2 separate regions of the Homo sapiens genome follow, and region 1 is linked to region 2. Evidence: chromatin contacts called from ENCODE Hi-C or POLR2A ChIA-PET data. All regions are on one chromosome and are shown on one strand. Each heading gives the region's core, a stretch centred on a gene start or an enhancer-like site at or near the end of the contact. The rest is flanking DNA. Distances are from core to core; before and after follow the strand shown. Region 1 has its middle 32 kb from the start of MCHR1. Region 2 holds the start of MRTFA-AS1 (MRTFA antisense RNA 1).

Region 1 (2,700 bases), core at 57-2,556, 190 kb after region 2:
TTTTTTTTTTTTTTTTTTGGAGATGGAGTCTTGCTCTGTCACCAGGCTGGAGTGCAGTGGCATGATCTTGGCTCACTGCAACCTCCGACTCCTTGGTTCAATCAATTCTCCTGCCTCAACCTCCCAAGTAGCTGGGATTACAGGCACCCGCCACCACACCCAGTAATTTTTTGTATTTTTAGTAGAGACGGGGTTTCACCATGTTGTCCAGGATGGTCTCCATCTCCTGACTTTGTGATCTGTCTGCCTCGGCTGCCCAAAGTGCCAGAATTACAGGCGTGAGCCATCGCGCCCAGCCTCCTCTGTTTTATTTGGAGCCCTAGGAAGTATCCCATAGTGGTCTGGACACTGTGTCCAGCAATCAAGAGGACAGGAAGTAACAATGAGCTGGGAAATGACTGCACAGGTGAGCCTGGGCCCCACACTTGGCTCCCCACGGCCACAGGGCATCCTGAAATCCCTCCAGGATCTGACCAGGGGACTTGCAAGAGCTGAAGGGCCTTGAGATTCCCAGAGTGTCAGGGCAGGAAAAAGAGACCAGTATATGTGCAGACCTCACAACAGGAACTCAGCCATGAGGACTCACCGGGCAGGGAGTGTCAGCAGGGCACTCCAAAAGGCCCACATGGGGGCTGGGCACAGTGGCTCACGCCTGTAATGCCAGCACTTTAGGAGGCTGAGGCAGAAGGATCGCTTGAGCTCAGGAGTTCAAGACCAGCCTGGACAACATAGTGAGAGCCAACCCCTACAAACAAATTTTTTTTTTTTTTTTTAGACAGAGTTTTGCTCTTATTGCCCAGGCTGGAGTGTAATGGGGCAATCTTGGCTCACTGTAACCTTCGCCTTCTGGGTTCAAGCAATTCTCCTGCCTCAGCCTCCTGGGTAGCTAGGATTACAGGCATGCGCCACCACGCCCGGCTAATTTTTTATTTTTAGTAGAGATGGGGTTTCACCAGATTAGCCAGGCTAGTCTTGAACTGCTGACCTCAGGTGATCCACCCACCTCGGCCTCCCAAAGTGCTGGGATTACAGGCATGAGCCACCACACCCAGCCTCCAAAAAAAATTTTTTTTAATTAGCTGAATGTGAAAAAAAAATTAGCTGAATGTGGTGGCGTGTGGCGTGTGGCTGTGGTCCCAGCTACTTGGGAGGCTGAGGCAGGAGGATCACTTGAACCCAGGATACTGAGGTCACAGTGAGCTATGATCGTACTACTGCACTGTAGCCTGGGTGACAGAGCGAGACTCCATCTCAAACAAAACAGAACAAAAAAACCAAGTATTTACAGAGACATGAGTCATCGAGAGGCTATCTAAACCGAGATAAGCTGCAGTGCAGTGATGACAGTTTCTTTCCACTTCCCCGGAGGGGCTCATGGCTCAGCAGATCAGCTGCAGGAAAGAGAGAAACATCGTCTCTCCGTGCGCCTTTCCTTGTATATTAATCTGCGATCCTGCTACACATGCCACTGTCAGTCAGGCCATGCTACGAAGCCTGGGGAGAACAGGGCAAGATTTCCGAGGCCTGGCCGGAGGCAACAGGCACATAGAAAAGGGGTATGGGGTCCGGAAGGTGCAGAGTAAATGTGTGCGTGGGGCAAGATTCCCCCAGGGATGGCTACAGGCACAGTTGCCTCTAGGATGGGATGTAGAGAAATCAAATTCAAGGGTACAAGTAAATATCTTTATATACCCTGGGGGCGACAGAAGGAAGCTTTTTGTGGGAGAACCCAGAAAAGAGAGCTCAGAAGGAGAAAAGTCTCCTAAGCTGCTGGGTAGAGACGGGCTGTTTGAGGTTTTTTTTTTTTTTTTTGAGACAAAGTCTTGCTCTATCACCCAGGCTGGAGTGCAGTGGCACGATCTCTGCTCACTGCAATCTCTGCCTCCCAGGTTCAAGTGATTCTCTTGCCTCAGCCTCCCGAGTAGCTACAGTTACAGGAGTTGGCCGCCATACTCGGGTAATTTTTTTGTACTTTTAGTAGAGATGGGATTTCATCACATTAGCCAGGCTGGTCTCGAACTCCTGACCTCAAGTGATCCTTACACCCCGGCCTCCCAAAGTGTGAGAATTACAGGTATGAGCCACTGCGCCTGGCCTGGGCTGGTTGAGTTTAATACAAAAGTCAAGGATCCTTCTCCTCGGTTCACTTAGTCCTCCCCACGGCCCTCGGCGTTTGGCATTCTCTCTTTTTTTCTTTTTCTTTTTTTTTTTTTTTTTGAGACAGGGTCTTGCTCTGTTGCCCAGGCTGGATTGGAGTACAGTTCGTCATCATGGCTTACTACCTCCCCGGCTCAAGTGATCCTCCCACCTCGGCCTCCTGAGTAGCCAGGACCACAGGCATGTGCCACCATGTCTGGCTAATTTTGTTTATTTTTTTGTAGAGATGTGGTCTTGCCATGTTGCCCAGGCTGTCCTCGAACTCCTGGGCTCAAGGAGTTCCACCCACCTCAGTCTCCCAAAGTGCTGGGATTATAGGCGTGAGCCACCACCCCTGGCAGTCCTCAGCATTCTTCAAACAAAACTAGGGCTGGGCATGGTGGCTCATGCCTGTAATCCCAGCTCTTTGGGAGGCTGAGGTGGGAGGATCTCTTGAGCCCAGGAGTTCAAGACTAGCCTCGGCAACATAGTGAGACCCTGTCTTTACAAGAACAAAACACAAAACAACAGAGTCGCTGTTTTCCCTCAATTCTATAGCAAGGA
Region 2 (2,700 bases), core at 160-2,659:
GAAAATGTTTTTAAGGTTCATCATTTTTTTTTTTAAGACGAGTCTCGTTCTGTCACCCAGGCTAGAGTGCAAGTGGCTTGATCCCCGTTCACTGCAACCTCCATCTCCCAGGTTCAAGCGACTGTTGTGCCTCAGCCTCCCGAGTAGCTGAGACTATAGGCACATGCCACCAGCCTGGCTAATTTTTCTGTATTTTTAGTAGACATAGGTTTCGCCATGTTGCCCAGGCTGGTCTCAAACTCCTGGGCTCAAGCGATCCACCTGCCTTGGCCTCCCAAAGTACTGGGATTATAGGCATAAGCCACCACACAAGGCCAAGGTTCATTCATTTTATAACATATATCAACAGTGATTTCTTTTTATGAGTGAATAATATTCCATTGTATGGATATACCATATTTTGTTTATTCATCAACTGAAAGACATGTGGGTTGTTTCCACTTTTTAGCTATTTTGAAAAAGCTGCTATGAACATTTGTCTGTGTAAAAATACACAGACAAATGTTTTCAGTTTTCTAGGATATATATCTAGAAGTAGAATTGCTAGGTCACAGGATCTATGTTTAACTTTTTGAAAAGCTGCCAAATTGTAGTTTTTAAACTTTTCATTCTGAGATAATTATAGATTCACATAATAAGAAATAATAAACAGCTCATGTATAAACTTTTCATTCTGAGATAATTATAGATTCACATAATAAATAATACAAAGAGCTCATGTATCCTTTACTCAGTTCCCTCCAATGATAACATCTTGCAAAACTACAGTACAATATTACAACCAGAATACTGGCACTGTTAGTCAACATACACATTTCCATCACCCTGAGGATCCCTCATGTTGACCTTTTATAGCCACATCTACTTTCAGCCCCACACCATCCACAGGCCCTGACAATATGAAGAACCAATCTGTGCTTCATATCTATAATTTTGTCATTTCAAGAATGTTATATAAATAGAATCATACAATAGGTAACATTTTAGGATTGGCTTTTTTCACTCAGAGTAATTCTCAAGAGTCATTCAGGGTGTTTTATTTCTAAAACGTTTAAAGTTTGCCCCTTTTTAAAAGTTGCTGAGCAGTATCCCACAGCCTGAATTAATTAATTAATTAATTAATTATGAGACAGAGTCTCACTCTGTCACCCAGGCTGGAATGCAGGGGTGCAATCTTGGCTCACTGCAACCTCTGCCTCCTGGGTTCAAGCAATTCTCCTGCCTCAGCTTCCCAAGTAGCTGGGACTATGTGTGCCCGCTACCACGCCTGGCCAATTTTTGTATTTTAGTATAGATAGGGTTTTACCATGTTGGCCAGGCTGGTCTCCAACTCCTGATCGCAAGCGATCCACCCACCTTGACCTCACAAAGGGCTGGGATTACAGGCATGAGCCACCACACCCGGCCTCAAATGAATTTTTGGGATGGTACAAGGTAAGAGTCAATGTTCCCTCTCTCTCTCTCCTTTTTTTTTTTTTAAGACGGAGTCTTGTTCTGTTGGCCAGGCTGGAGTGCACTGGCACAATCTCGGTTCACTGCAACCTCCGCCTCCCAGGTTCAAGCGATTCTCCTGCCTCAGCCTCCTGCGTAGCTGGGATTACAGGCGCACGCCACCACGCCCAGCTAATTTTTGTATTTTTAGTAGAGACGGGGTTTCACCATGTTGGTTGGCCAGGATGGTCTCGATCTCCTGACTTCGTGATCCACCCACCTCGGCCTCCCAAAGTGTTGGGATTACAGGCGTGAGACACTGCACCCAGCCCTCTCTTAATTTTTTTAACATACAGATAGCCAGTTCTTTCCTGATTTGTAAGTTTTTATTTAAACCAGAGTTAGAAAAATAATTAAAATAACACTACCTCTAAACACTCAAAACCACTGCTATGACATAATCCTGCCATTTCAGTAGAACAGAAAATCCCCACGCCTTCCCCTCAGCTCGGAGGGCACAGGACTGGGCAGCAAGCTCCACCAGTTTGTAGAAGGAGTTCAACTTCCAGACAGCAGGGAAATGCCTTTCTCTGAAGTTATTACATGAGTTCACACTGAAGGGAAAGAAGAAAGTGAGCCTTATCATTTTCCCAAGATGCTGTGAGATGTGTTGGATTTACTCTCACTCATAATTGTGCAGGATGGTTGTTTTGTTTTGTTTTGAGGCAGGGTCTCACTCTGTCACCCAGGCTGGAGTGCAGTGGTGTGGTCTCAATTCACTGCAACCTCTGCCTCCAGGGTTCAAGCAATTCTCCTGCCTCCGCCTCCCGAGTAGCTAGAGTCACAGGTGTGCACCACCATGCCTTGCTAATTTTTGTATTTTTAGCAGAGATGGGGTTTCATCATGTTGGCCAGGCTGGACTCCAACTCCTGACCTGAAGTGATCCGCCCCCCTCAACCTCCCAAAGTGCTGGGATTACAGACGTGAGCCACTGTGCCTAGCCACAGGTATGTTCGGGATGGTTTCAACCAACATCAATAGAACCAACTAAGAATAGATGGCCTTCAGCAACACAGAGGGGTAGCACAGGAGTTCCAAAGATCAGTAGTTTGAAAATCAGGTCACAGGGAGTCCACGCTATATGATCTTGGGTAAGTCACTTAACATTCTTAGCCCCCCGTCTGTTCACCTGTAAAACCAAGGTTTGTTATCAGGTCATGTCTAAGATCCTTCCCAGTTAAACATTCTAGAATGCCAAAAATAAGCCT

Evidence for each region. Hi-C counts contacts between places; a loop is a spot of excess contacts on that map. ChIA-PET counts read pairs that join two places held with the same protein, here RNA polymerase II (POLR2A). Pooled maps may share reads with other maps.
Region 1: a pooled map shows a loop between it and region 2 (3-fold over the local background). The contact joins the enhancer-like site here to the promoter of MRTFA-AS1 in region 2. A Hi-C loop is called at or near these places in 4 of 50 pooled maps. POLR2A ChIA-PET finds 5 or more read pairs at or near these places in 3 of 52 experiments (OCI-LY7, Panc1 and activated naive CD4-positive, alpha-beta T cell).

Annotation. Positions count from the first base shown.
Region 1 is chr22:40,710,410-40,713,109 of GRCh38, forward strand. No RefSeq gene overlaps it. Among named protein-coding and RNA genes, the nearest start is that of MCHR1, 32 kb to the left of the region's middle. RefSeq lists enhancers at 1,196-1,490, 1,514-2,030 and a silencer at 1,304-1,423. Within about 2 kb of position 1,307, at least 22 of the 41 ENCODE cell types and tissues checked have a DNase peak (open chromatin) inside an H3K27ac peak, as active enhancers do; they include Panc1, where a contact is called at or near this core.
Region 2 is chr22:40,520,391-40,523,090 of GRCh38, forward strand. MRTFA-AS1 (MRTFA antisense RNA 1) reads left to right here and starts at 1,410. Exons shown (of 4, transcript NR_109965.1): 1 at 1,410-2,583. All of the region lies in intron 3 of MRTFA (myocardin related transcription factor A), which reads right to left.